3 separate regions of the Homo sapiens genome follow, and all the other regions are linked to region 3. Evidence: chromatin loops called from intact Hi-C (ENCODE). Cell type or tissue: GM12878. All regions are shown on one strand. Each heading gives the region's core, and the rest is flanking DNA. Links, peaks and the distances in the headings are about the cores only.

Region 1 (10,553 bases), core at 2,591-7,590, 370 kb after region 3:
TATAAAATAACCATCTACTAGGAATTATCGTAATTGGTCAACATTTATTTATTGAACCCTCACAGGAATAAACTTCCCTACAAACACTCCTTAACTGTTTACTTCCCTCTTGAGCCCTATGGCTTTGTCAGGAGATAAATGCCCCTTAAAGCAAATGTAAATAAAACTAGAGCTAAAAGTAGTTATGAAGACCGCTTGCCTTTCCTCTCACAACCTCCTCAAGGAGAACGTCTACCAGGCATGAGAAGGGGCCCTGGGAAGAGACAACACATACTCATCTTAGCTTACAGCCTTTTTGAGAGTCTCATTTTCACCTTGTAAAGGAAGCCTGAGCAGAAAGCAACGGACACTAGAACTTCTGTGATCTTTTTCTAAAGAAAAAGAAGAGATAAATTATAACCTCACCCTTGTGTCTCCAATAGCTCATAAGCATTCAAGTTGGATTGCAATTCTGTCCTAGTGGTTGTTGTGAAAATGGATCCTCAAGAGGAAAATATAGGCCAACATGAAATTAAAATGGAAGAACAAGAAAAACAGATTAACGGAGAAGATACCCAGCTTATCTGGTGCTAATAGATAGTCCTACCAACATCTAAGCAACTAACTTTGGTCTCAGACTCACAAATAGTAAAAAGGATGAGGGTAATATGTGTTCCTGCCTTGTCGTTGTTGTGGTCACCAGCCCCATCTGGCCAATGCTTTCTTGGTCATATCAATGTGGTGACTTAATTTAAATGTAATTCAGATCCCATTTACCCCTGAGGACACTTACAAAGTATGATACCCTGTCTCTTGGTATTAGGTGTAACACTGTCCCTGGGTACCTTCTTAGAACTCTGTATTTGGTCAGAAGAACAGAAACCTCCTCTAGAGTTGCAGAAAGGAGACCACCTGCTCAGCCTGCAGATTCTGAAGCATGAAACTCTGAGACATTCGAAGGACACAGCACATTATGCAGTTGTAGTTGCCTTAATTACACTCACAGCAGACATAGGCTCATTAGTGTTTTCCTCAGGAAAGATTGATCGATGAAAAATAATTGAATGAAAAGAAGCCAGATTTATTTGGAATGAGAGAGACTATTCAAATTTGCTATCTATCTGAAATCAGCATTGGAGTAAACAAAGATTCACTGTTGCAGTCCAATCAATCCCATCTTGTCTGCAAACTATTTATCATCAATAAATATTGTACACAGAAGGGGGAAATTTCTTCCATTAGGTTAAATAGAAAAGTTACTAGAGTGAAAGCATAATCACCCTGTGTTTTATTCCTAAATATTCTCTATTTGTATCAAGTAATATAAAAATAATTCTGAGTTACTGATAATTTGGAGGGCAAAATAACAGTAATGCAAATTATCTTACTTTGTATTTTCCTTGTAAACTCACGATGCTGAGTTTATTTTTTGGTTTGTTTAGCTTCATGCATTTCAATTTAATGTACTGATTCTCCTAAGCATCACTGGACTCTAGGAAAAACACAAAGGGCAAATCTAATATCCTTCATTTTAGAATCTTACGACCGATTGTTAAAGTCTGGTGGTATAAAGCCAGAAAATACAGAGAGTCACGTGTCATAGAGCGGCACAGAGGCAGGTAAGATAGCTGAGGAAAGAATCCATTGCCCTGGTTCCTAGTCTGGCCCTGCCGCTTACTAAGCAGAAGACTTTGGAGTAAGCAGTTTAAGTTCTCTGAGTTTACATTTTTTCATCTGTACAATGCAATAATAGCATCTGCTCAGATGCCTGCTGTGAGGCTCAAATGAGGATGCTCCCTTGTAGAGCCATGTGTCCAGCTTGGCCTCCTTTGGTCAGTCCCAAGTCTAGAATCCAGGGCCACCACTCCTTTGTTTTGGGACTTTTTCCTCTGTAACTCGTGCCTCCTGAATGGTGAGTTGGAGATGGTTGTGGTATCATGACATTTTCACTTTGGTTATTTCCACTGGTTTACTATTAGACATTCGGCATGCCTTCTGTGGAACAGTGTCAGATACTCTAGTCTAGCACATTTTCAGCGGTGCCAGCTCTTCTGCCATGCCATGTGGTTAGCATTGTGAATATAACACAGAATGTGTGTGTATCACTCTTACACAGTGGTTAAGAGCAAGGTCTTTACAGTCACAAATCTGAGTGAAAACAGGCTATGGCCATGTCATAACTGTTTGGGAAAATTAACCAGCTCTGTGAGCCACAGGCTGCTCTGCTATAAAATGAGGAAAATATCTACTTCATAAAGTTTTTGGGAGAAAGAAATAAGTTCTTGTATATAAATGCCTAGCAAAGTACGTAGCGTGCGGTAAGTGCTTTATAAATGGCAGGTACTGAGGTGAAAGCATGGTGGTAGTTGGTAGATAGTTAGACTAAATAGCTGTAAGATCCCCTTGTTATCTCATTGTGGTTTGGGTATGCATTTCTCTAGTGATTAGTGATGTTGAGCATTTTTTCATATGCTTGTTGACTGTGTGTATGTCTTCTTTTAAAAAGTGTCTATTCATGTCCTTTTCCCACTTTTTAATGGAGTAGTTTGGTTTTTGCTTGTGAATTTGTTTAAGTGCCTTAAAGATTCTGGGTATTAGACCTTCGTGAGATGCATAGTTTGCAAGCATCTTCTTGCATTCTATGGCTTGTCTGCTTAATCTGTTGACAGTTTCTTTTGCTGTGCAGAAGCTCTTTAGTTTAATTAGGTCCCATTTGTCAACTTTTGTTTTTGTTGCAATCGCTTTTGGCATCTTCGTCATGAATTCTTTGCCCAATCCTATGTCCAGAATAGTATTTCCTAGGTTATCTTCCCGGGTTTTTACAAGATCATGTCCTTTGCAGCAACGTGGATGGAACTGGAGGTTATTTTCCTAAGCAAACTAACCAGGAAACAGAAAAGGAAATACCACGTGTTCTCATTTACAAGTGGGAGCTAAACATCAATTACATATGGACATTAAGATGGGAACAACAGACGCCAGGGCCTGCTTGAAGGTGGAGGGTGGGAGAAGGGTGAGGACCAAAAAACTGCCTATCAGGTAATATGTTTATTACCTGATTATTAAGTTTATTCACAGGAATAATGAAATAATGAATTAATGGATAATGAAATAATCTGCACAGCATATCCCCGTGACATGCAATTTACCCATATAACAAACCTGTACATGTACCCCTGAACCTAAATTAAGAGTTAAAAAAAAAAGATGTCCTTGGAATTTGGGGACATTGAATTATAATTATTTTAAACAATAAAGTCTAGTCTGGGGTCATGGATGCAAATGCCTTTTCCAATCATCCAGGTCCAGAAATGAGGTTAGTAGACTGTGCATAAGAAACATAGGGAGTGAGGGAGTCAGTGGCTACTTGGTGGGAGCTGGCCCCAGTAGAGGTGGCAGCACGTATCAGCTTCAGCGGATTGCCACCTTGTTGGAAATGGGCTCAGTGTCACCACACATAGGAATTTTTCAAAAAAGGCATTAATCTCTGCTTTTTTACATGTTTATAATCTTTTTTAAAATTTTAAACAGTATATAATCAGACAAAATAGTCTGTGTATACAACCCATGGGGTCCAGTTTATGACTTGCTATATTCATGAGTCTCTAAGATCCAGGAAGAGTCCTATGTGCTCTCCTCTGTTTCTCTCCCATTTTACACTTTCCCCATTGAAAATTAACCTAACCTAGTTGTTGATCTGATTAAATTAATGGACATTAAGTTATCATTGACGCTGGCCTTATGTTCCTTGGGAAATTGAAGTACTTCCAAAGAAAACTGGCCAATTTAAAATGTAAAAAATCCCCATTTGATAAAATGAGTAGGGCAGTTATTTATGAGCAGGAGGCATTGCTGATGTTTCTACCTATGCAGGACTGTGTTTACTGTCTTCTGCTCTTGCCAGCCTAGCCATCTCTGTGAGTAAACAAGGTTCTAGCATTGTTGAGTAACAAGCACACACCTAGCTCTCCTCTACCAGTCCATCTTCCCCAGTTTTCCAAGCAGTAATGCAACTAACTCACAGGGCTCAGTTAAAAACTGTAATCACCAAGAGAGACATCATGAGTCACCATCTCAAGTTCAACAAATATCTGAAATGCTATCAGGTATCTTTACTTTAAGATATTAATATTCAGCCTATGTTCATTACATGCAGCATAAAAGAAAAATACTAGACTTTCAAGCTGGAAAAATGTATTGCTGTTAAGTCATTTTCAAATAGCCCATGTTTTCTTTCTTTTTAATCTAATAGGGAGAAGTGCTGGCACAATGTTTAGTCAGTGAGAAAACAAATGCATAATTGAAATGACATGAGCTGACAGGTTGAGTGTAAAAATGATGTTATATATGAAAGTAACAGTCAGAGACAGTAGTACTTAAAATTAGACTCAGCCATTTGGTAGAGAAATTGAAAAGAAACCTATTCAGCCTTTTATTGTGGAAGGAGTGTTGCCGTACTTATTTATTTTTGCTGTTGATTTTTAAGTAGGTTCATCTGATCAAAATAAGAACTGTAAATATTAGATCTGGAAGGAATTTCAGAAGATAATCTAATCCAGTGGATTAAAAAATTAAAAATTCCATCCCATGGAACCCATTTCTAGTCACCTTAATAGGGGAAGGAGTGTGTATGATTATGGTGATAGCACTTAAGGAACAACTTAGGTGTATAGATAAACTTTGATGAAAAGATATTGTTCTAAGAAGCTTAATCATATTACTTGTTATAATCAAAATAAGTTAAGCAAGTCTTGGAGTAAAAAGGTAACTTGACTGGGTTCACCAGGTTACTTCACATCACAGGCAATATTTGAACTTGGGATCTGCAGCCTCTAGTCTTGAGTTCATTCAGCCACTCCTGTAACTGCCTTTCTAAATTATGATACTTCCTCTCCTTTCTTCCAAATGTCCCATGTTGGTAAGATAAGCATAGTAATCAAACCAGAATAGTCATTTGAGAAAAGTGTGTATTTCAAGTGCACAGCTAAAAGTCTATTTGTCTGATAGATTTTTATAAAAAGATGTTTATATTAGATACCTCCTAACTCTTCATAAAATGGTTCTCACAAACTTTGTGACATCTTCCCAGTATCCATCAGGGTATAGATATTAAAGATTTTTAAAGTAAACTTTGAAATCTCCTAAACTACTCTGGGATTAACAAAGTGTTTCCTCCCTGTTGACACAGATGGTTTTTCTACAGCTCATCTCTCAGGGCCTCTCCACCTGGTTCAGTTTATCATCTCCCCCTCAACTGGCCATGGTGATTGTGAACCGTATCGACAGTTCAGCTTTCAGGCCCATCCGTTTTGAAGTCAGCTGCCAGTGCTTTTGTCTAATGAACCATGCAGGTGAACTCGGTGATTACTGATTGAATCAGCGTCTATTGTCAGAAGGGCTTTGAAAACCAGTTGTGAGTGGAAATATTTGTCCCTCAATGATTTATGTTATAAATTCAATTTTATCACTTATAATAAAAATGACAAAGGATCAGGAAGACCATACAAAATATTTTTCTTATTTTCATATTTAAACAACAGGGAGAGTTTACAGAGTAAAGTTCCCTTTTTCTCTTCGACTTTGGACTGAGATGCCCACGCTCTGCCATTGCCCCGACCTTGTCATTCTGTGGTTGCGCTTTTACTTCTCTCCATCCAGACTTTACAGTGCATGTCTTTTCTTCTCTGCTCAGCACCACTCTCTGATCCCTGCCTCTGGAACGTGTCTCTTATTCTGACACTGCATATATAAGGTTTGACAGAAATGCAGTTCTTGCAAACCTGTTTTTTTTTTTATGCTCCATTGCTTTCTTCCTTTTCTCCAAAACAACTCTAGAATTCTGTCATTTCCATTTTTGGTTTAATTTTTCACATGGTTTACCCCCAGTTGAAATGGGTACCACTTCCTTCCTGTCTTGTGATCTAGGAAACACACACACACACACACACACACACACATACACATACACAAGTGATCATTCAATACAATTGTTATTTATTCCTCATCGTATTTTTTGGCCAAATGATCTCATTCTTGAAATATATGAATAAGTAACTTATTAAAGAAATGGAAATGGTGAGAGAATGTACCATCCAGGCTTTGTGCTGGATGTTCTGAATAGAAAAAACATTCATTCATCACTTTGTTTTCTAACAAAATTATCTCATTTGTATAATTTGTGAATAATTAACTAATTTTGTTGTAGAAAAACACTAAGCATAGAAGTTGTTTTCTTCCAGTCAAGGGTTGTTCAGTTATCACTTCCCTGCATTCTCAGCTTCTCTCTTTAAACTTTAAATGTGTCCCCAAAATTGACACATGAAATTTTATGAACTATTGGAGTAGTCCCTGAAAAAAATGAGCTATGTTGCATAAGTTGATGGATTTCATTAATCAAATCATTTACTACAAGATAAAACATATTGAGCTCATAAACAGGTTAGATATTGTTAAATTTTTAAGCTAAAAATGTAAAACCTTGTAAACTTTGCATTTTTTAAAAAAGGAAGCAACTTGTTTTTGTCTAGATGAATGAGCCATTTTAATTTTGCATCCAGACTCCAAGGAACTTGAGTTAAAATCATACCCTTGGATCAGGACTTTTATGAACAACAGTAGCAATACCCCATGGACCCCAACACTGCTTAGCTTACTGGTGAGCACCCAATACATAGTGAGAACTAATGTTTCCCACTGTCTCCCAAATAAAATGCAAACTCCTCCACTGGGCTTGCAGGCTGTCCATTGTCATCCAGCCCCTAACTACCTCATTGTGCTTATCTAATGCCCCCTCAACTTCATGCCCCATTCATACTGAACACCTTGAAGCATCGAGTGTTTGATGTTCTTCCTCCCTTCACACTTTGCTCTTGCTCTTCCTTCTGCCTATGTGTAAGAATATAACATATATCACAAATATTTTGGCATATCTGCTAGAAGTAGAGGATATAGATTGCAAGGAAGGAGACCTCCTCATAGTTCTGACCAAGGCTGGCCCCTTGGAGAATCCAAATGGTAAGAGAACAAAGAGGGAAAGAGCAAGTCCCCCTAGGTTCTGTAGATGGACAGACTTCTTCAGCTTTACAAATATAAGGGAGAAATGAGAAAAAAAATAAGCAAAACATAAAGCCTGCTCTTGAAAAGAAGAGGCAGAAAATGGAGAAACAGAAAAATCTGAGACTCTATTACTTGGAGAAATTTATTATGTAAACAATTTTGCTATATATATTCTAGGCATAGTTTTGGAGGAAAACACATAGTTACACTGAGTACAGTAATACCTGCTATAGTTCTAAAAAATAATTTGTCCTTATTCTGCTCTGCTGCCACAGTGGTTCTTCCCATGTGGTGAGTGAGAAGGAACAGTGGAGAAACAGCAGAGCCAGGTCAGGGAATGCTGGTGACATTTAGCCTCAGTGTTCGGGGTGAGAGAACTAAATAGGGAATCATATTTTTTTGATACTGATCCTGAGAGAAGCTATATGAAAAAATATAATTTTTCATTTTCTTTATTATGAAATAACTTCAGGAGGAAGATAGAATGCTGCTTTTGAAAAAAATACATTATTTCCCATCTCAAAAAAAAGAAAAAATACATTATTTTGATGGAAATGATTTAATCTATTTTACTTATTTTACACAAACTTATTTACAGCCTAATTTTTTGGTAGGTGTTTGCTAGGTGCTGGAACACAGAGATAACATAACCATAGTCACGGCCTTTAAGAAGCCGGTATGGTTGGACTTACAGTCAACAGACAGTTACAGTGCCCGTGCTGCAGTAGTTGGAACCAAGGGCTCCCAGGAGCATTTGGGAGCCTCAGAACTCTAAGAACTAAGATGTGCGTTATTTCCTCCTTCCCTAATCATAGTCCAGAAAAAGTTACAAGGTTTTCCAGTGCTCCACGTGTTCCCAGGAGGAGACGTGGGCTTTGGGAACAATTACCAAAGATGTTTTTTAGAACCTGTCTACTCAAAGAGTGGTTGGTTCATGGACCACAGCATCAGCATCACCTGGCGCTTGCTAGAAATTTATACTCTGAGCTTCAGACTCTGGAGGTGGGGCCCAGGAATCTGGTTTTTTTTATTTTTTTTTTTTCGGTTTTGTTTTTGTTTGTTTTGTTTTGTTTTTTGAGATGGAGTCTCGCTCTGTCGTCCAGGCTGGAATGCAGCAGCGCGATCTCGGCTCACTGTAAGCTCCGCCTCTAGGGTTCACGCCATTCTCCTGCCTCAGCCTCAGGAATCTGTTTTAACAAGCCCTGCAGAAGAATCCTGTACACACTGTGGCTCCTAGGAAGCATTGGTTTATGTTATTCCAATTTTTGGTGTCAGGAAAGGATCATTTATACTTTGATAAAGACATTAATTTTTTATTTTGATTTTCTAGGCCTACAAAAAAGAATAAAGACAAGTTAAGTATCTTAAATCCTTTATCTGAATGTCCCTAACCTTGCAAATATTCCTTTCCTGCCTCGTCATTAAAGCGAACCTACTCAGTAATCAGTCCTGTAAAACAAATTGTAACAAAAAGAAAGCATAAATGAGGGAGACCAAGAGGTGAAACTTGTTAACCCGATATTTGTCTTAAGCTCTTCTGGTCTTACACCACGTTTATTAAAAGACTAATGATAACAAGACACACTTACACAGCATTTAGTATGTGCTACACTCTGTTCCAAAGACTTTTTGTATATTACTCATTTAATCCTCCCAACAACTTCACCATGTAGGTTACTATCATACCCATTTTACAATACACAATGGGGCAAAGGGAATTTTACACAGGGCTGCTGTGTTGCACAACCCCAGAAGGCTATGCTCTCTACACAGCCTGTGCGGCAGTACATGGCAGTGCTGGGTCAAGTGAGTTCACGTTTAAAAACTTCCTTTCATCATACCTCCCTCACTTATTAAGGAAATTTCTTGCAATTTTGACTGTTAGGAAATAACATAAGATGGTAAAATCTGAAAAAGCCTTCCTATTTTTAAAGGAAAGATATGCCATATATGATAAAGAAGAGCATAAATACATTAAGATGGGGAAACTGGAAAATATATTTTTTCCTTCCCAAAAAAAAGTATTCTTGAGAGTGTGTATGTATATATGTGTGCATGTGTGTGTGTATGTGTGTGAGAGGGAGAGAGAGAAGAAATAGAGAAAAGGAGAATGTGTGGCTACATAGCCATAAACATGCATAATCAAAAGCAAAGCTGCAAAAAAGAGCAGATGCCTAATCCTTAAATACGTGCCCATTCTGAGGCCACTGGGGCAGTACACAATACTGAATGGCCAGGACCAGGTGACCAGATGGCCCTGTAATATAACCAATAACAACCATGTATTGCATTGAGGTTGCTACATATGTTTCAAGTGCTTGTGTCTGAGGTGCTACGTATGATAAATTAAATCCTTACTTTGCATTAGAATTACCTCTGTACCCACCACATTTGAAAAATTCTACACCTGGCACAAAACCAGAAAGCCTGTCACTTCAGTATTTGTTGAGCAGCTTTCTGTTATGGGAGTATATTTCTGTGCTCTGAAAATGTCACTCCACCAGCTGCCCTACAGGAGCTGACCTTTCTTCTCAGGCTGAAGTTCCTGCTGATCTGTTTAGTAGAGCTAGTTTATCCCAAGTTGTTGGCACATGTCCAGTGTCACTGCATGCCCATCTACAGAAGTGGTCTGAGAGCTGATATTTAGCCACCCCTTTAGACTTTCACCTGACATGACTCTGCCCCTCCCAGCTCCTTGTGATTCCTTCTGTGATCCTCCCAAAAGCAGCGCCCCAGCCTTCCTCCCTGAGCCTTACCTGTTAATGCTAGACTACTGGCAATCACCCTTGGGGCCCTTCTCCCCAGCTACATTATGCTTATGATGTATATATGAAACCTTTCTCCAGAAATTTTGGACAAGAGAGAAAGTATCACCCATGGTCCTGAGAACTCTTCATTTTGCATACTCTCACTTTTGCATAATTGCAAGATAATTTTAATTTTTTTATAGTCGCAGTCGGTGTGCATTCAATTTTGTACCTGCTTCTTTATGTAACATTATGTTACGCTCATTTTTCCACATTGCTACATAGTTTTATAAATGTCATTTTAGTGGTTTCCTTATATTGAATCAAGGTGATCCTTAGGCAATTTTTTTCCAGGATTTTCACTGGCTCATGCAGTGACCATTCAAACCTTACTCATCTTTTAAGATGCAAGTTATCAAATTAAAGAGGAAAAGAAGGGATTGCAAAAAAAAATCATGTACATTACTATGATTAGACATATACGTACTGACTTACCGTGAATTCTGCATGATGTTTGTGGGAATTTGCAGTGTCATCTTTTCATATCCCGGATGCACCGTTAAGCATCACTGGAGATGGCACCGTGCATGTTGCGTCGCTCCGTAAAACCTCAGGTTTAAACTATATTCTATGTGGCAGTTATACAGCATTTCTGTTTCCTGAGGCTGACCACAGCCAAACCACAAACACGGATTTGCATAAATTCAGTTTGCATGAATTTTTAAGTTAGCTGAGAAAAGAAACTAACTAAATATTTTTACAGCCACATGA
Region 2 (10,553 bases), core at 3,399-8,398, 50 kb after region 3:
TTGGAGGAGCATTTTCCATAGACTAGCTTTTGACTCCACACACTTTAAACCTTGTCTTTCCTCTATTACTTGGATACTCCCAGGGCCGGCTGTGCAGGTCAGATCCATTTTGTGATCCAACTTCTGGACCTGCCAGATGAGCTGACACAGTGAATTCCTACACTGGAGTGGCTAGTGATGACTTAACCAAATATAAGTACGCCACTAAACCCCAACTAAATGTATCCTCAATTCAACTAGCCCTTAGTCATCTCCCCAAAATATCCATGACCAACCACTCCAATGCCATGAGGGGGAGTGTGATGGTGAGGAAGTTGGAATGAAAAGAGAAAACAGCCTTCACTGATTTCTGTTAAAATACCTAGCTTTTGCAAATTTAGTTCAAACATACTACCATGTGAACATGATGCTAGGGCTTCTTGCAGGGCCTTAGAAGGGACTCCTGCAAGTGAAGGAACTAGAGCCTAAGCTCCATTAACTTTACAGTAAGTCTACTGCTGACCAGTTACATTTATGCTAGTTACATAACTTCTCTAAGTATCCACTCCTTTACCTCACAGAGTTATAAGGCAGATGAATTGAAAGAATGCATGTAAAGTGCACTGTTCCTGGCATATAGTAAATAATCAATGGCAAATAAAAATATGTAATTACGAGATTTTACAAACTGGTAACCTCTTATTTTGTATATTTGATTACAGTAGGTGCCATCGAAATTCTCAAAGGCTATGAAGGTTTTTGTTTTTGTGGTGGTTTTTATTTAAAGAGAGTTAGTGTGGGCTACTTGAGTACTTTTTACCCTCCCTGTAGAACTGGGGGCACCTTGGAGTATTATAATGGAGAGCTTGGAATCTCCAGGGGTGGGGGACAGTTTTACTGCAGAGCAGTGAGGGTAAAACAGCTTTAGTCCATCAGGAAATCCTGCCTCTGAAAGGATGCCCTCTCTTTTACTCTGCTAGTTGCAGCAGGTATGTGGGCTTAAATAAAAGCATTCATTATACCTATATACATTCCTGATAGAGGGGCAGAAATGAGTGAACAAATATATATGGACACACATAGCCATTGTTTTTAGCAGGTTGATGTGCTGGACTCTCATATTTGCCATCTCATTTAAGCTTCACAGGAAGCTTGTGCCTATGAATGTCCTCAATATATGGATGAAGGAGTAAACACGAAGAGAGGAGATAAGACTTCTCAGCCCTCACTTGGAATGTTTTGTGAACAAGTGGAAAGGCCTGAGGGGTAGAAGCTCTGCTCCATCTGTGTGGTTCTCGGCTATGCTGCAGAAGTGCTGAACCAGCTAGCTTGGCTGCCCTCCTCCTTGCCCTGATCCTGGGGCAAAGCCAGCGCTCTAAGTCAGTCTCCAGAATTCTGTGTGTCAGTCTAAGGAGGACAAGACTAAGCTTGATTAAAAGGAGTAGAAGCCAGAGATAGAGATGGGAATGGGGGATGGTTTAAAGGTTGGAAAAGAGGAAGGAATGGTTATCTTCAATGTGGAGAGAATGTTAAGTGGAAGTGCAAATATTCAAATATATATATATTTTTGGATAATGGTAAGAGTAGCTTTCTTACTGTCCCCTTTCTAAGTCTCTAGGTAGCATTAATCAAAATAGCTACTTTATTTTAGTTTTTTTAAATATAATTTAATTCTGAGATATGAAAATCTATATTTGTAAAACAGATTAAAAGGCCATTATTTTCTTCACTAAAGGATTTACGGTAAAATTTAATTAGCCAACCAGTACCCTCACAACATCTAAAATTGGATTTGTTATTAAAGATTTGCCTGTTACCTTAAACAGTAAGGCGTACATCAGACCATCAAAATCTTCCATGCCATCAATGATGGTACCTCTGACTGGGAACTGAGATGAAAAGTGAAAAAGCATTGAAATAATTTTATTCCTGCCTTTTCCAGCTCCTCACACTGACTATCAGACACCTGGGCTGCTGGCCCAGGTGTTCTGCCCATTCCCTAGTCCTCTAGGATAAGAGTTGAAGTGGCAAAGTAAGAGGCATTGTCATGTGTGAGAGAGAAGGGTGTCACAAATTGTGTTCCCTGGAAGCAGATGCTGAGATGGAGATAGGCAAGCAAAATGTCTATGACAGGAAGAGAATGGGAAAGAACAGGATTGGGCAAGAAGAGAGTTCAGACCATGATTCAAGGTTGGCAAGGCTTCTGTCCACTCTATGGGAGCTCCAGAGCAAACACTGACCAGCACTTGGCTGAGAGGGCCAGCCCCATATTGCTCTACCTTGCTCAGTCATTGGATACCAGCCACCCAGGAAGAATGAGACCCTGGTTCTCTGCTGTTAAGGAAAACTCTGAAGAAGCCAGTGATTGAAGGCTGATTGATATCAGCTGCTTCCTGCAGCTGTGCAGATCCTTATTCCTTGAAGGAAGATCTGGGTAGCACATTTTCTATTACAGTCTACCCCTTAAGCTCCCTGGATCTTCTTCTCTACATATATTGGGGTATTAGGTCCTCTGGGACTCTAGTGGACCTCTTTTATTTAGAGACACTTAGAAAAGCAAATGTAGTAGTATAAGCTGTAGCTGCCATAGCTAAAGCTGGTCTCAGGGCAATGACTGGTAACTCATCTCCTTCCTCTACTCAACTTTCCAGAGTCCCCTCAGCTACTACTTCTGCTGTTCTCCCCAGCTTACCTGGTAGCATGACCTGAATCCTCATTTCTGAGCCCATCGGAGTGTTCCACCTTGGGCTAAAAAGGTCGTCCTCTTATACCTCTACCTTATCCAGTCACTGAATATGGGTAGCCCTAGGAATAATATCACCTCAGCTCTCTGTGGCTGATGCAGATCTTGAACGGGCAATGGATAGAGGCTGTCTGTTGGCCACATTCCCTGAAACTGGACAGCAAGTCCTCTCTTGAAGGCAGATCTGAGCAGCACATTTTCATGTCTGCCAGTAAAGAATGCTATTTTAAGCATCTCTCGCAAAATAATAAGAAAAATGTAATTTATACTGGAATGATAATTCACCTGTTATCTAGTTTTTGTGTATTTTTAAGTGAAACAGATTATAATTATTTTTAAAAATTAGATTTTGGATTTCTCTATAAAACATACATTTCTGGGTTACTAGGTAGCACACAGGAGGAAGAAATGACCATCCAGATCCTAAATGAGTGTGAGTTTTTGCTTTAGCAGGTTGTTGTTAATGAATACAGGCCTGCTAGGCCGGTAGCTCACACCTGTAATCCCAGCACTTTGGGACTTTGGGAGGCTGAAGGCAGGTGAATCGCCTGAGGTCAGGAGTTCAAGACCAGCCTGGCCAACATGGTGAAACCCTGTCTCTACTAAAAATACAAAAATCAGCTGAGTGTGGTGGCACACACCTGTAATCTCAGCTACTTGGGAGGCTGAGGCAGGGGACTCGCTTGAACCCAGGAGGCAGAGGTTGCAGTGAACTGAGATTGTACCATTGTACTCCACCCTGGGCAACAGAGAGAGACTCCATCTCAAAAAAAAAAAAAAAAAAAGAATACAGGCCCTTTTTGGTGTCTTTCTCCATTCCTTAAAAAAGAGGCATAAATTCCATAACCAAAGTAGTCTTGTTTGGATATCTTTCTGATAATAAAAGCTTCAAAGTGAATCATAAAGTCTTGGCAAAATTGAGTGAGTGAATGCTAAGAATAGGTGGCAAATCAGTAGAATGAGAAGATAAATTTCTAGAGAGGACTGTTAAAAGAAGCTCTAAGTGATGGAGACCATCCTCAAAGGGAGAAAGGAATGAGAAATGACCTCGTTCTCCAATAAATGGGCATCAGAATCAGAACTAAAGACCCCTAAGAGAGGCTAATGCACTGTTTAAGGCTGGGAAAAGGCTGTGGTCAGTGTGAGCCACCCAGCAGGCTCACCTCAATGTGGACGCAGAGGCTTCTTGAAGTTGTATGCACAAGCAATAGCCTCCCTTGGTCCAAGGCCAAGTGTGGAACCTAATAGAGGCTAAAGACCTGTGAGTCAACTAGTGGGACTAAGCTATGAACTATGTTTATCATTATTAGCACAGTTGACAGACTACAGTGACTTGCAAAAACATGGAGATGTATATTTATGTATACATAATGTACATATGTCTACAAACTTTGCAGAAAAAATTCCAGCCTGATCTCCATAAGAACACAGATACAAATACATACACATAAACCTTAGCAAATGAATGAACCTATTTCTGTTGACCAAATGAGTCTTATCAAATCCCTGAAAACAAATTAACCTCTAAAAACAACAGTGTCAAAACTCTGATAGAGTTTTGTTTGTTTGTTTTGTTTGTTTTGAGACAGTACCTCGCTCCATTGCCCAGGCAGAGCATTGTGGTGCGATCACTGCTCACTGCAACCTTAGCCTCCCAAGCTCATGTGATCCTCCCACTTCAGCCTCCCAAGTAGCTGGCACCAGAGGCACACACCACCACACCCAGCTAATTTTTAAAACAATTTTTCTGTAGAGATGATATCTTACTATATTGCACAAGCTGGTCTTGAACTTTGACACAAGATTATTACTGAATTCTTTAAGGACAGGGACTTTTCTCTAATCCTTGTTGAAACTCCTAGAGTGGTACTCAGCGTAAGTAGTTACTCAATAAATGTTTGTTGAGTGAAGAATAAATGATATTTGATTAACTACAAGTAGAATAAACAGGTGATCTTTTTTGTTTGTTTGTTTTGTTTTTTGGAGACAAGGTCTTGCACTGTCACTCAGGTTGAGTGCAGTGGCCCAAACTTGGCTCACTGGCACCTCAACTTCCCAGGCTCAAGCTATCCTCCTGCCTCAGCCTTGTGAGTAGCTAGAACTACAGGCCTACATGACCATGCCTGACTAAATTTTTTGTATTTTTTTTGTAGAGATGGGGTTTCACCATTTTGCCCAGGCTGGTCTTGAACTCCTGGGCTCAAGTAATCTGCCCACCTTAGCCTCCCAAAGTGCTGGGATTACAGGTGTGAGCCACTGTACCTGGCCCTGAATCGATCAATCTTTAGGATCTGTGTTACAGTTATAATTTACTTTACCTATCCCAAATCAATGCCACTTGTTATGAAACAAGGATTATTAGAATTGGAATGGACTTTAGGAACGATCTAATTAAACCCTTTCATTTTACCCATGTGAAAGTGGGTTAGAGGAGTGAAATGACACATAAGGCCACTCAATTAATTGGTGATCTGACCTGTTCTAGAACCCAGGGATTCTGGCTTTGAATTCACTGGGCTAGCAAATGAATATCAAGAGACCTTTGATTGGTTCCATATAGACATATTCATCTGTGTCATGCAGTTTGTTTGAGTCTGTGTGTTTGTGTGTGTTGGGGGGATGAGTAAGCAATATTTCTGATTCTATTTTCAGATTTCTTATTTTCCTCTCACAACACCATTTGCACAGCGATGGTCAAGTCGGTAGGCATATGCATGAGAACCCCCTGTCTTGTCCTCCTCCCTTTGCCAGTTCATCTGTCTTTGAATTATTTTTGTGAATATTCTAGAATTAACCTCATTTTAGATTCTGGTAAACCTGATCTTTAAAAACAGTTTGGGTCCCTGACTCATGTGCCTGTTCTGTTTAAAATGTCTAAACAATAAATATTTCAATCTTTCATTTGTACAACTACTAGATATAAGCTACATTATCTCATGCACTTTGCTGTTCACTTTCTATCTCAGGTGCTCCTGCAGCCAACCTTTCAGCATAGTGCCTGCCATCATCATTAAATAGTCCCCAAAGCTCTGTTACAGAGTAATAACCTTGGCAGCGCTGTTCCCAGGGCCAAACCTCTCTCCAAGGCTAGTTACAGAATTTGTTCTTCTCTGGTACTATGTGACACTGAAGCTGGCCTCAGTGAACTTTGTATTTTTAATTTCAGTCTTTCTTTCCTTCTCTCATTATTTCTCCTCTTCTCCTTAGCTTCTGTAATGCCTTGTTTCAGGTCAAGCTCGGCTCAACTTTCACTTCCTTCATTTAACTTCTCAGTTCTCCTGACAGCTTGTTCTTTCCTCTTGTTAAAGCTGCACTTTGCAGAGTGTTCTTAGTCTGTAATTGGGGTTTTGGTTCATGCTTAATCAAAAGCATGTATTTTACTTCTAATTACAAAGTATTACTTTATAACTTGAAAATATTGTTCAGGAACTCCTGTAAGCATTAGGGATGGAGCAGTGAATGAAGTCCCTGCCTTCAGTGGAGTTCACTAGGGGAGACAGATTACAAGTAAATGAACATTCAATAGAAGTGAGGTAGTGAAGGTGCAATGAAGAAAAATAAGCAGGAGGAAACAGAGAAGATGAGGAGAGGTGAAGGAGGAATATTTCTGGTAGAGTCAGGAGCATGTCTGTGAAGACGTGACAGTGAGAAGGAATGAATTGAAGGAATCAACTCTGCAAAGACCTTGGGGAAGTGTGTGCCTGGCAGAGGGACTAACAAATGTAAAGGCCTTAAGGTGGAAATAAGCACAGACTTTTCAAAGATGAACAAGAAGACCACCATGGCCTGGGGAACGGTGCAAGAGGGGAATGCTAGAAAGCTGGCGAGGTAGGTCAGGGCCAGAGCCCATGCAGCCAAGCCATTGAAGAAGAGCAGAATGGCATGGTCTGCATGATGTGCTAATATGACTCTTCTGCTTGTTGCATACAGAATTGACCTGGGGCCACTGAGAAAGATTGGAAATGTGGGGAAGCCAATTAGGTGACAATTGGAGGAAGATACGGGTAGGATTTGGAGAGGAGCAGTAGGGTTTATCAGAAGGGCTGAAGTTCAAGATTTATTTTGCTGTAATATGCGAGGGAAAGGGCAGTCAAGAATGACTGCTAGGTTTTTGGGCCTGAGCCAAAGAAGAATAAAGAAGCCATTAACCATTTGTGGAAACCTGGGGAGTGCACATATCTGGTTTATATGGTAGGTAGGGCAGAACTGCGAGAGCTCCGATTAGATGTATGTTTGAGACGCTGGACTTAGAACATTCAAAAGAATAAAAGGATATTTTCAAAATCTCAGTTTAGTGCTCTAATTCAAAGGAAAGACACTATTAATATTATGTTTTCTCCTTTCAGCCTGCAACTCTGTATTTTTTATTTAACTTTAAACCTACCTTATTTCAAAAGAACTGTGTCCTTTGAATTCATGTGCAAAACTACATTGTAATAGTTAATGTTTGGATGTGTAAAAGGAATTTTTTTGAAAAGCTTCTGTCTCTATAATCTGAAAGTACCTATGGAAGTTTTAAATATGCAAGGCTGAGAAGTTCCCAAAAAAGTCCAGGCCTTACAATTTGACAAAGTGGTTGGTCTTCTCCCAGTGTGACTATTAACACAATGCAGAATCATTGTTAGTAATAGCTGAATATGTGAGTCTCTCTCCGTTCTCTCAGCCACTGATGTTTAATGTTAATAAGGGGCAGAACAGGATGAAGTCAGCTTTATAAGAGGCTCTGTGTCATTCTGAAGAGAATGTGGTATTGATTTTTAGAGGCTTAGAAGCTGCAGTGGTTTGCAATAGCAACATCCTGGACCGAGAATGAAGGGACATGCTGTCTAGTCCTGGCATTGTCATTTTATTACTGTGTGGCCTTCAAGTCACATGACCTCTATGGAATTCAGTTTCCACACATAGGAAGTAGAGCTAATACTATACAGCTGGCAAGACTGTTGTGAGAATTCTTTAAAAATGTATGGAAATATTTGAGGGCAACGAAACAATACACATATATATTCTATTTTGAATTATCAGTATCTGTCAAAAACTACAGAAAGTAAACTTTATAGATAAAATCGAACTAGAAAGAGATTTAAGAACAATGCAGATCTATACAGCCAAGGACATTTCTAGGTCTTAAAATTATTCATGTTGTGTCATAACCTCAGAGTGGATAATAGAGAGCTTTTTACAATGGACACTGAGTAAGGCATGAGAATAAGCTGGTCACTTTTATTAATAAAGTGGAGCAAGGTTTCTTTTTTTTTTTTTAAACAGGGTTTCACTCTGTCACCCAGGCTGGAGTGCAGAGGTGCGATCTTGGCTCACTGCAACCTTCACCTCCTGGGTTCAAGTGATTTCCGGCTAGTTTTTGTATTTTTAGTAGACACAGAGTTTCGCCATGTTGGCAAGGCTGGCCTCGAACTCCTGAGCTCAAGTGATCTGCTTGCCCTGGCCTCCAAAGTGCTAGGATTACAGGCGTGAGCCACTGTGCCCAGCAATGGAGCAAGTTTTTTTAAAAAAAAAAAAAAAAAAAAGGTATATATTTATACCAACAGGTGATTGAACAAAGCATATGACACTGTTTTACTTTTTTGTTTACATAATGCCTGATAGGATGTTTGTCCCCTCCAAATCTCAGGTTGAAATGTGTTCCCAGTGTTGGAGGTGGGGACTTGTAGAAAGTATTCGGGTCATGGGGACAGATCCCTCATGAGTGCCCCCTTGCATGGAAATGAGTGAGTCATTGATCTATTCGTTCACCTGAGAGCTGGTTGTTTAAAAGAGCCTGAATCTCTCTCTCTCTACTTCTGTCATCATGTGATATGCCCTGCTCCCCTTTCCCCTTCTGCCATGATTGTAAGCTTTCTGAGGCCCTCACCAGAAGCAGAAGCTGGCATTATGCCTTGGTACAGACTGCAGAAGTGTGAGCCAAATAAACCTCCTTTCTTTATAAATTACCCAGCCTCAGGAATTTCTTTATAGCAATGCAATATGGATTAATACAATGCTTTATTCAAATAAAATTTTGAAATGGTTTGTGAAACAATGTCAATAAAAATGATATACAATGGATTAAAGAAATGGATTGAAAAGGAGAATGAAGGTAGGAAAAAAACATGAAGTTGGAAAGTAATGTTATTACAAAAAACACAGCTGAAAGTTCCTTGCTAGGGATTGCTGTTTGGTTCTGAGCTTCCTAGAAGGCCCAGCACAAAAGGAAACATGAGTTATGAGGCATATTGTCAATTTTACAAAACCAAATCATTCACTGCAATGTAGGAATTTCTTTTGTTGTGTTTTCCCCCAAAAGAAACAATTTGTGTAAGAAGATATAATTTGAATGGTCTCAGCTGACCTTTCCTTTTCTCACTTAAAATATTGAGTTACTTGCTTGATAATGGGTTATCAAATGGAGATTTATAGGATTTCATAGGTCAAATTAACCTATGAAATCCACTGGTGCCACAGAAATCACCTACGACTTAAGAGGTATTTCTGAAAGCAATCTAATTTGGCAAAGTAGGTAATGACCTAGAAATTTATGATGAACAAAACACAGAGAAACAGGAGAGTCTTACAACGGAAAAGGTATCAAGTTAAAATCTGAAACTGTTTTTTTATATCTTACATCATTGCATATGACTAATTTTATTACCCCAGGACAAGGAAACTGTCTTAGCCTGCACTTTTTTCATCTGAAAAATTCTGATTTGGAAATAGATGACCTTTTAATTTGTCTTTCTAGCTGTGAGAATCTGAGTTTGCAGTTATACTTTGGATCAGATAAACAAGGCAGGTTGTCTTGGAAAAGGAAAATAACATTTAGAATGAGGGCAAGTACTAGAGGAAAAGAACAAAAAACTGGAGAAATGGTTTCTGTTGTTAAAGCAGCAGATCAAGTGCCAGATCTGGAATTCTGCTTCACATGTGAAGGGACTTGCTCCCCACTCCCTTCGCCCAGGCCTCCCTGCCTGCCCTCACCCAGTAGGATACTGGAGATTTGGGGGGTAGGGAGAAACAGAGGCTCCTGCAAATGGGAGACAGCAGTGCATATAAGGGCATGAGTACATGTCAAAAGCAGGGAAATTCAGTTCCATGTTTATACTGTGTGCTCACTCCTTCTTTCCCTGCTTCCAAAATGGTGGTAGCCAGAATCTTCTCCTTCAGGCAGGGGGCGGGAACACTTATATCTCACAAATCAGCCTAGCCGAAGAGAAAAAAAAATCAAGAGATGCTGACATCACAGATTCCTCAGTGAAGAAGCCCAGCCATTTCACTACACAGACACCCAGTCAATAAGCTCCACCTACTTGCTCAAAGCTTCCAGTTAACATTCTAATGCAAATAGCCTGTGGCCACCAGACAATACACAGGTAAAATACAAGTGAACATGAAACAGTAAGTTGGGCCAGCCATGGTGGCTCACGCCTGTAATCCCAGCACATTTGGAGGCTGAGGCGGGTGGATCACCTGAAGTTAGGAGTTCAAGACCAACCTGGCCAATGTGGTGAAACCCCATCTCTACTAAAAATACAAAAATTAGCCAGGTATGGTGGTGCACACTTGTAATCCCAGCTACTTGGGAGGCTTAGGCGGGAGAATCTCTTGAACCCGGGATGTGGAGGTTGCAGTGAGCCGAAATCACACCAACGCACTCCAGCCTGGGCAACAAGAGTGAAACTCAGCCTCAAAAAAAAGAAGTAAGTTGGATGAAACTTTTTTAAACAATCAAAATTTTCTGATTAATGTGAATATGAATATATAAGGTATATGCATGTGCTATGAGAAGATAATAAACCTTTGGGGGGGAAAACAATGATTTAAAGAAGTACTTTCAGAG
Region 3 (10,553 bases), core at 3,490-8,489:
ATTCTATTGTAAGGCACAGCTTTTCCTTCTATCTATAGATCTATCTATCATTATCTATCTATTGATATATATATAATCTGTGTGTATATAAATGTATAAAATCAGTATGTAGTCGTGGATTCTTAAATTACTCAATGAGTTATTGTCTATTTATTTTGATGCTTATATTGTCCCAGATGTAACCAGGGTTGCCTCTTTAAGGTGGCTGCTGGGTCCCTTTGTCTTGTCCCCATATGAGCACTTTTTGATTTTCCAGGGAGCTCTGGATCTTTTTGTTGTAGTAGTTAGATTTGGGCGCTAGTAATGCTCCTGGTTAATGGTCTTTATTGCTTCCTTTAAATAAAGAAAGCTGGGACACACACACAAATTTATATCGGGATTTCCCATTACAATCCAAACTTCACAGGATTCTTCCTTTACTATGTATATTCCCTTTGTTTTATCCTTCTACAGTGAGAGACTTGGTTCTTAAGAATATCAGTATGTTTACTTAGTTACTTAGTTCTACAATATGCAAAAAATTCTCGGAAGTACTATACCTCTAAAGAAATAAATTTATTAAGAGTTCAATAGTTGTGTCAATTTTCATTTTCTTTAGATTAAGAATAAATAGTGAAACTACTATTCATGAAAGTTACTCAGATTAATTGCATTTTGTTTGTTGAATCCTCATTCAGGCTCACTACCAAATTTTGAAGTCTGGATAAATCTAACTGTTTTCAGCTTAAATGTCACATCCTAATGCTGACTTCCCAAACTCTCCATGTTAGGTTAGGTCCATCTGTTAGATGGTCTCATAGCACCCATTGCTTTTCCTATACAGAACTTTTCCTTTTCTTTTTTTAAATTTTATAATTATTTTTTATTTTCTGTTTTTTTATTATACTTTAAGTTCTTGGATACATGTGCAGAACATGCAGGTTTGTTACATAGGTATACATGTGCCTTGGTGGTTTGCTGCACCCATCAACCCATCATCTAGGTTCTAAGCCCCGCATGCATTAGGTATTTATCCTAGTGCTATCCCTCCCCTTACCTTCCCACTCTGCAGCAGGCCCTGGCGTGTGATGTTCCCCTTCCTGTGTCTGTATGTTCTCATTTTTCAACTCCCACTTATGAGTGAGAACATGCGGTGTTTGGTTTTCTGTTCCTGTGTTAGTTTGCTGAGAATGATGGTTTCTAGCTTCATCCATGTCCTTGCAAAGGACATGAACTCATTTTTTATAGCTGCATAGTATTCCATGGTGTATATGTGCCACATTTTCTTTATCCAGTATATCATTGATAGGCATTTGGGTTGGTTCCAAGTCTTTGCTATTGTAAACAGTGCTGCAATAAACGTGTGTGCATGTGTCTTTGTAGTAGAGTGATATATAATCCTTGAAATTAAGGCAGAAATACATAAGTTCTTTGAAACCAATGAGAACAAAGACACAACGTGCCAGAATCTGTGGGACACAGCTAAAGCAGTGTTTAGAGGGAAATTTATAGCCTTAAATTTATAACCCACATCAGAAAGTGGGAAAGATCTAAAATCGGCACCCTAACATCACAATTAAAAGAACTTTTCCTTCTCAATCTTCATCATAGTTTGCTGTTTCCCCCAGTACACAGTAGTTTCAAAAGGACAGAGATCAGTGTCTGTCCTGTCACCTCTTATTGCCCTCTGAACACATAAGCAGATATTAAAAAATGTTTGTTGAATAAATGAATTGTTCCTAATAGTTGATACAGGAACTCAGAATAAAAGAGAAATTATAAGAGTTCATTTCTTACCTTTATTGCTGCTCTGACTGTTCCACCCTTTTCCTTTCCTCTTCTGCAGGCAAAAGATATGTTTTAAATTTAGTTGAAAAGTATTTTTTAAGAAACATTTAATAAGCACCTACTGTGTATTTCCTGGGCACTGAAATACAGACAGAGATCATTCAGAGGATTAAGATCTGGTGCAAAAATATGTTGTCTAGGGACATAAGTAATCTTCTGAGGTTGCTGAAGGCCCCAGAAGGATTTGGGTAGATGTATTTCTACATTTGTCTGCTTAAAAGGTCATGTTTTTGTTTGACTAATGATCAGTACATTTTCATTTTCATTTTTAAAGATAGTTCTGTCAAGTTTGCTCTCTCTTCAGTGGCTAAGTGTAAAAATAAAACTTCTCACTTGAGTAGCCTATGAATTAGGTTATGCGTAGAAGTGCAAACCCATTACTGAAAGGACTACAGGGTAAATAAATGTAAATAATTTTCTTAAGGTGGGTCTTGAGCTATGTGACGTCTAATTTGTACCTTCCAAATGAAAACCACGTAGCCAATGATTAAATTAATTTTTTTCGTTATGTCTTACAAAAAAGTGAAGAGAAAACAAAGCAGTTTGAACAATGGTGAGAAGCTCTTCACAATGAATTTAGATGAAGTAGGAAAAAAATTGATATGACATGATTTCTGTCACATGCTTTTCTTTTCTCTATTGCTGCTGGACTCCAGGAGCACTGCAGCATCTTTCTTTATGCCCTAAATCAGATCATTGCTTGTTTCTGTTGAATTCTCAATATGCAGTTGAATAAAACTATGTTTGTAAGTCTCATTTTCTTCGTTACTAAAATGATGGTGCATTTTCAATATATTTGTTGAAGATTTAAAATTGTGTACAACAATGTTCTTACACTGTGCCTGATGCACACAGAGTATAAGTAAGTAATTTATAGTCATTATATGGATTCTTTATCTGCTGTCTGTGCACAGACAATTATTGAGTATTGTGTTTTATGAATGAGGTGAGATATTAATTAATGATTAGATACAGTCTGTGTCCCATATTAGGGCATGGCAGAGGCAGAATAAGAAAGGACAAACCTAAAATTACTCTTAGCAGTGAGGTAGAGAGAAGGCCATCCACAGCTGTTGAGGAGACACCAGAACGTGGCACCACAGTTCTCCAAAGTCCTCTGGAGAATGCAATGTATAAGGGATTCGATGTGGGTAAAACTTGGGATACAAAAGAGAGGGCAGAGCCTACAAACTCTGGGAATGGATGCTATGTTTAGAGCCAAGCCTGTAATTCAAGCCAGTCAGATCTTTCCACAGACACAAAAGTCAACAGTCATTGTACTAGGCCTCAAGACAAGACTCAGGTCCCTGGTAGAGATGGGCATGAAAAATGCAGGCCTTAGTCCTACACAGTCTGAGATCCTCAACATGTTCATTAAGAGTTTCAGCCAACAGAGAACAGGAGAGCTAGTTAGCAGAACTGGAATATAGAGAAGGGACTAAATCCTGAGAATTAAGTAGAAGATTTTTCTTCAAGGAGGGACCAAGACTGCAGTTAAAAAAGTGATAAGTATGATTGGGTGGTGACATAATACAAAGAATTGGGTTATAAAGACCCACATGAATCTGAGATTTTGCCTAGGAACAAGCTTTATTCATGATTTCAGGGATACAAATTATCATGAGTCATAGTGAAGCAGGAGAAATCTGGAATAGTCAGTGAACCTTACAAGGTTCTTTTCTTGCTGCATCAGGATGGGCTCAGGGCCCAGATTAATATATAAGATCTCTAATGAGTTATGCAATTAAGAAATTTATGGAGGAACAGCTGTTTGGATCATGAAACATCTCTACTTTATACTCAGTTACATACTTTATATGACATTTTCCGGGATCCCATGTCTGTAAATCCATAGATTCCAGGTATGCTTACCGTAAATAGTCTTATAGCAGGTATATCCTGCTATAGATGAGGACTGCTGTTAGCAAATACTCATTATTTTGTCTGCTATGAGGTATTATCCTTAGCTTATTTACATGGCTATTTGACCAGGTCAGCTTTTGTCCTTTTCCCCCTGGAGGTGTCCTGTAGATGGGAGAGAATGACTTGAAAATCTTCTATTTTAACTATTTACTTCCCAGATAGCAAGCCCCAGAGGGTTGGCATTGAGTTAAATTCCCTCCTTCCTGAAATTTGGATTAATTTTGGAAATTAAGAATAGAACTAGCAAGTGGAAGGAATACAGAACTGGGGAGATCTCAAGGGACTTACATGCTTGTCCTATACTCAATTATAAGCATACTTCCTATCATTAAGGTTTAAAAGAGATAAATAGATATATGATAGATAATAGATAAAAAATGCCTTGAGTATATGGAAAAAGGGAGGTCAAGTGAGTTGGTGTAACCAGAGCAGATTTTGCAGCCTTCTTTATTTTCCTCCTCTTTTAATTTGACCCTTTCTCTCAGACTATGATGTAATGAGAGTGGTGTCCGCAGTCCACTAATGGGTGAAGTTTTGTCCATAAAGTCAAGGCTCACCACCAAAGTCCAAAATAGAAGCATGAAAGGTAAAAGAGGAATTAACCACAAAAGAGGATATTAACAGGTAGGTGGTTTCTGGGTCTTGAACAATCTTGACTTAATTTGTCATTGATATATAGCTCATTGTCAAGCCTGGAGACCTTTCCTAGTAACATCTCACACCAGCTGAAGATAATTTTTAGAATGGCTCCTCAGTCATGGTTTCTCATGAACTATAAGACACTCAAACTAATGTAATCAAATTAATTTCCTTCTATGTTTATAACTGAGGTTTCCTTCCTGTCCTTTCTTTGCCTGTAATTAACAACTAAATAAGAACTGGAGATCCTGCAGTTCACCTTAATGAAAAAGGTGCGGAAAGGGAGGAAAGCTGGGCAAGAAAAAATTGATTATGTCATTAACTAACAATTATGCTATAAGCCTTTGCATCTTCCAGCATGATGGGCTTTGGTATCCTGTGCCAAAATACTGAACAGAATTTTTAAAAATAGGCCATCAGATATTTAGAGCTGATGATATTAAGGCTGGGGAAGTGTTCATGGGAGGATTATACAGCTTCTCTGAGTCTTTTGGTAAATAATGTGAGCAATGAATCATCCATTACTTTGCAACACTTCGTCTACTGTTGCCTTAAAGTATTAGTTAAATCTATGTTATTGTTTCCTACATTTCTTTGATTGTATTTGTCTTGCCAACTGCATTTTAAGTTTCTAGAGTACACAGATAATATAGGTGCTCAATACATGTTTCTTGATTTAATTCGAAGATCTAAGGGACCTTGGGAAAATACTCGAAAAATTAGTCTCTATGATATCCCATCTCTACTAAAGGACCTTTAAGAATCTGTAAAGACAGGTCAAATACAATTGTAAAAGATAATTTAAATTTCCTGTTGGTGGGTATTCATTATTTCCAGTTTCATTTTATGAGATTTTATAATAGTACAAAAATAACACTAGGCTTAAAGAGAAAGAAAGATAAAGAATGTCATATATCATTGAAAGAGAATTAAATTGTAATAAAAGTTCTTGAGTACAATTTGAAATACATTTTAAGAGAACGATTAAAAAATTTGCTGATCTTTTAATAGGTTTTAATTTTTTTATTCCTAATCTACTGTTGTAAATAGTACTAGGAAAATCTTAGGTACTTCCCTATATTACTAATACCACCTATATTCGTCAAGTTTCAGTTTGAAAAATAGATATGAATAAGTATGTCCACTGGGGTCTCATAGTGAATGATTCTCAGAAGTTTGTCCAGAGGCCTCTGCTAGCTTCCTGCATCTGCTCATGCTGCCACTAGAGACTACTGGCTTCTTCCCTTTCACCTTCCAAATAAGCCGTAGTGCTTCTCTTCATCAGAATTTTACTCAGATGGTTCAGGATTCTGGGAAACACAGTTCTGACTTTTCTGACTTTTTACTGTGATGTAGAGGCAGTGTGGAGAGGGGCTGGCAACAATGCCCAGTAGACCACAGATCACCTTGCACACTGTCTATTCATCATTCAAATGTTTTTGAAAGTAGTTGTAATACACAATTTTTATGTAAATATTTATCTGTTTGCCTCAAAGATACAATAAGCATCCTCTTCAGATAGAAAACAGGCACTTTTAGATACAGATTCAAGGAAATTCAAAATGACTTTGTCTCACAGTTGGGAGTAGCACTCTGGGGAAATATAACACTTTTTTTTTTTCTTTCTTTCCTTATCATCAAAGTCAGTGCTGACACTATGGAACACCTTCGCAGAGCACTCTTTGCTTTTTGCTTCATGCTCTGAGAGTTTCATGAACTATGGTGAACTATGTTTTATTATGTTTTGTTGTCACAAACAAGACTGCAGGACCATAATGTAAGGGCCAACTTTTTTACCTTTTCTTTGTTAGGAAAAAGTTTAAGAATGAGAGATGTAAATAGGCACTTACTTCAATTAGCAATGCCATTGTTGAGTCAAGGATGTTTAGAAAACAAAATTTATGGTTCATCTGTGAACTTTTTTTAACAGCATACTTATTATCATGGATATAATTATTTTTCGCTTTTAGAACTCTTTTAATATGCCAGGAAAATGTAATTTGTGTGTAATTTTAAAAATGATGCTCTGTATCGGGTATTAATATCCTTACTTTATAGATAAGGAAAATTGAGGTTAACATCACAGACAATAAGCGACATATCCTGGAAAAAAACCTACAGGGCTCCTGCTTTTAACCAACTGCATGAGCGTTTATAGTTAAGAGGAAATGTACAGAGAACTAGCCTAAACTGCATTTTTAATTTCAGTAAACTAAAAGCTAAAGAGCCAAAGTATCGTGCCTTTGGTTATACCGCTAACAGGAGAGTTGGAGGTATGACCCAGGTACAACAGCCAGGCTAGGATAAGCCAGGCTGCAGTAACAAACAGCCTGACATCTCGGTGGCTTTAATACAACAAAGGTTTGTTTGTTTCTTTATGAAGTCTAGTAGGGGTCAGGCAGTCCTACCCTATGGAACATGGGTATTTATTCTCCACCTGCTTTAAACTGCCTCAGATGGAAGTGATGCATTAGCTTCTACTGGAAAGAATTAACCAAATGATCTTGGGTGGGCACAGTGGCTCACACCTGTAATCCCAGCACTTTGGGAGGCTGAGGTGGGTGGATCACCTGAGGTCAGGAGTTCAAGATCAGCCTGGCCAACATGGTGAAACCCTGTCTCTACAAAAATTAGTGGGCATGGTGGCACACACCTGTAATCCCAGCTACTTTGGGAGGCTGAGGCATGAGAATTGCTTGAACCTGGGAGATGGAGGTTGCTGTGAGCCGAGACTGCACCATTGCACTCCAGCCTGGACGACAGAGTGAGACTCCATCTCAAAAAAAAAAAAATTCTTAACTATCAGGACAGCAGGGAAAATGTGGTCTTCTTCCTACAGATGTGAACACACAACATCGTCCCTGCCATAGCAGGAGTCCTGACACTGAGTCCCATGCTTGTATCATGACACTAGTCTGCTCTTCACTCCAGACGCTCTTCAGCTTTGATACTGGTTTGATAGTCAAGGTGTATTGTATATTTATATCTACAAAACTGCTCATTCTGGGTTTCTTCTTACTTTAAAAATATTAATTGGCTGCTTAAAATGGGAGTGAGTTTTTTGTTTTACACATTTCCACTTGACACAAAACAGATGCAACATTCAACCTAATAAGTTAATTTATTCAAAATAGTTGGGGGACTCATCAGGCCTCAGAAACAGCTGAGGTTTCAAATTTATTTTTTCTAGTTTCACAGTGCAAATGGGCATTGTACATATTTCATATCCCCACTTTCTCTTCAAAAATGTCACTCTATAGCTCTAGCTGCACAATCTTAGATGAAATATCTATGAAAATATGTCACTGTAACACAGATGAGAATTTGGCCAAGAATTGATATTCTTTATGTTACTCTGCAGAGAAAAACTATAACAAAAGTTGAACAATGTATTTAGTATATGACGTATGATGAATAGAAGACACATAATAATGCAAATAACTCATATATTGCATAACTAAAAATAACTAAAAATAAAAATTAACTCAAATATATATTGCATAATAACTAAAAATAAAAATAAAAAATCAGTGTCAGCCATGCTCTACACTGATACCCAAGGATCATAAAATATGGTTGGACAGTTAAATATCATGACACAATGGAGGCATTAAAGGGGTTAAGTCAGCAGGCTTGTGGTACTCCAACCCTTCACATTTTAAAGAAAACACTGTCCCTCAACTGGTTCCTGGAAGATAAACTCTGAGGCTTTGGACTATCTTGTCTGATAAGAGTGTCTTTATATACAGGAGACCTTGAACCACGCCAGAGAGTTTATGCTAACAATGAGATTTGTGATGAATATCTGTTTTTTTTTTTCTTTTTCTTTTTCCCAAGTGGCTGTTGAATTTATTTGCTTGATCAATAATGGTCCTGCCAAAAATTAGTTAACCAATGCTGAGACATTTGTAATGAAATACTAATTTTAAAAATCCATGACACCTTGATAGAAATTAGAGTTTATACAAACAAAAAAGGAACCTTCAATATTGCCAGCAGCTATAAAGTGAATGTACTGAGACTGACAGGGCAGCAAGAAGGCATTTGCACATTTATATCTGACACCTGACCATACTTTCAGTCACCAGAATATCTTCTCTCCAGATTTAAAAAAAAATGGTATGCTGATTTCTATAACAAAGATTTTTTTCGTAAAAAAATCAAACAATGGCCAGTGAGTCACAACAGTACAATAGGTAGAGGTTTAAAAACTACATCAAACAGGTGCTGAAAATAAATACTACCTAAGAGGAGGAGGAGAGGGCCTTCCTATGGGGTTTGTTTTCGTCCTCTTAAGTGCGTGTGGGGTTTGTCTTCCAAGCCATGAGCCTGGCCTGTCTTGCAGTGCTCTTCACTCAACAGGGTGTGACTGCAGCATGTTGCCTCCAGGGTCTGGCTTCTCAGAAGCCTCAAAGCATCCATCTCATCAGATGGACCAGAAACAAGAAAGTGGGGTGGGGTGAGTCACAGCTATCACTCAAACGAAAGAAAATTTTTTTTATTGCTCAGTCTTGTCAATTGGGAGTCCACCAGCAGATTCACTGAGACAATATGGGTAATTTCATACTTTTGTTTAAAAGCATATATATGGCTTATTCAGGCAAGGACACGTGTACATTCTAGCCCAAGCAAGCAATCGGAGTCATTCTGTTTTTAAGGAAGGCCAGTTGTTTAAAAGATTTCTAGTTTGAGCAACATCCTCTGTGGATGCACCAGGCCAAGGTGACTACCTCTGCCAACCCAGTGAGAAGGCCTTTGCTGGTCCCCGCGGTGAGGAACTGGTGGGAAGAGGCGGCCTCCTCCCTGCCGGCCTGCACTGCCCGGGGTGGGTGGACAGGCTCCACAGGCAGCCTCTGTCTGTGGCCAGACTAGGCCATCCTGGTGACTAGGGCTTATCAACTGTGGTTTAGAACTGCAGAAGGAGAGAGTTAGGAGGGTGGGCCAGGGAACACACACCAGGCGCCACTCTGGCCAGAGAACATGAGGCAGCTCCCCCACAGGGATCTGCACCAAGAAGGTGTGGAAGGCACAAGCAAGTGTGAAGGTACCAGAGATCCCAGAGGGTGCAGCTCACAGCGGCCACAGCAGGTGCAGCGCTGACCTGGTGTGGTTCCCCCCTTGAATGAGAAAGAGATCCTGATTCTGCTGTGATAAAAAAGCAAAGCAAGACGATTTATGGTTTAAAAAGAAGCCACTCGAGGGTTAAAATAGTTATTTTAAGTTAACAAAGAAAATTAATCTTTAAATAAGGTGACACTATCTGGAAAACTCATCTGTCCCTAAAGCCCACAATGCATCCACTGCTTCGTTCTCTTAATGGAACCTGAGCCTGACGCAAAGGAGTCAGACGGGTGACAGAGGAAGAGTCTGAGAAGAGAAGACACCTTTACAGAATGTACAGCAAGAAAGCCGGCCTGGCCCCCTGGTTACAGTAAGATGCACAGGTCCTTTCAGTCTCGCGGACTCCAGACGGCCGCGCGGGCTGCTCAGATGGACGTCTCCTTCCTGTCCCTGCTGGGTGATGGCTTCACCGGCTCTTTGCCTGCCTTTGGCTGCTCTTTAGCTTCTTTTGGCCTGAGGACACAGTCTCTGGGCGACTGGACGGCACCACCGCGCCACTCAGGCTCCTGGTCCTCCTGCACCTGCTGCTCAGCCTTGGTTCCCTCCATCTGGAGCAGCCGGAACTGTACGCGCAGCTCGATGATGACCTCGCGCTCCTCTTGAACTGCTTGATTCAAATGATTGCTCTTTATTTCCAGCTCTTCGTTCTGTCTCTGTAAATATTCCAGAATAATCTGCAGCTCCTCCTCATCCTCACTCTCGCTCTCGGAGGAGTACTCCTCAGTCTCACTTCGGCCGTGCTGCTGGTGACTCTGAATTTCAGCAATCTCGGCTCTGAGGCATCCCATCTCTTCTTTTTCTGAGGAAGTCTGCCGGCATAGAAACTGCTCCATGGTCAGGAGCTCCTCCTATTCAGTCAGGATCTCATTCTCCCAAGCAAGGAGAATATTTATAACTTCTTCATTTTCATTCATCTCTTCTTTGGAAACATCCTCTTTTAAAAGACTGGCTATCTTTTGTGTAATCTTGGTTTCACACTCCTGTCTTTAAGCGTCTCTCAGTTTTCTTTTGAGGGCTGTCAAAATTCTTTGGACTTTCCATAA

What was found. Hi-C counts contacts between places; a loop is a spot of excess contacts. Peaks named below come from ENCODE experiments on the same cell type or tissue, not always from the same donor. Only the 100,000 strongest peaks of a DNase experiment are listed, where the experiment ranks them.
Region 1: it touches region 3 in a loop (5-fold over the local background); 1 of 110 quality-filtered maps calls a loop at or near these places.
Region 2: a loop joins it to region 3, with 3.0 times the contacts of the local background. A loop is called at or near these places in 1 of 110 quality-filtered maps.

The regions. Positions count from the first base shown.
Region 1 is chr3:179,956,585-179,967,137 of GRCh38, reverse strand. The region is part of intron 2 of PEX5L (peroxisomal biogenesis factor 5 like); the gene reads left to right. LOC124909463 (a long non-coding RNA gene) reads right to left here and starts at 10,400. Exons shown (of 2, transcript XR_007096182.1): 1 at 10,278-10,400. RefSeq lists a silencer at 5,175-5,224. In GM12878, for the core only: no CTCF peak of the experiment used is centred there; DNase peaks (open chromatin) are centred at 5,287, 5,567 and 5,717; H3K4me3 peaks cover 364 bases; H3K27ac peaks cover 1,949 bases.
Region 2 is chr3:180,274,187-180,284,739 of GRCh38, reverse strand. No RefSeq gene overlaps it. Among named protein-coding and RNA genes, the nearest start is that of LINC02053, 130 kb to the left of the region's middle. In GM12878, for the core only: no CTCF peak of the experiment used is centred there; a DNase peak (open chromatin) is centred at 5,979; H3K27ac peaks cover 861 bases.
Region 3 is chr3:180,324,387-180,334,939 of GRCh38, reverse strand. It overlaps the pseudogene RALBP1P1. Among named protein-coding and RNA genes, the nearest start is that of LINC02053, 85 kb to the left of the region's middle. RefSeq lists an enhancer at 5,615-5,674. In GM12878, for the core only: a CTCF peak has its summit at 5,599; DNase peaks (open chromatin) are centred at 4,316 and 5,589; H3K27ac peaks cover 1,587 bases.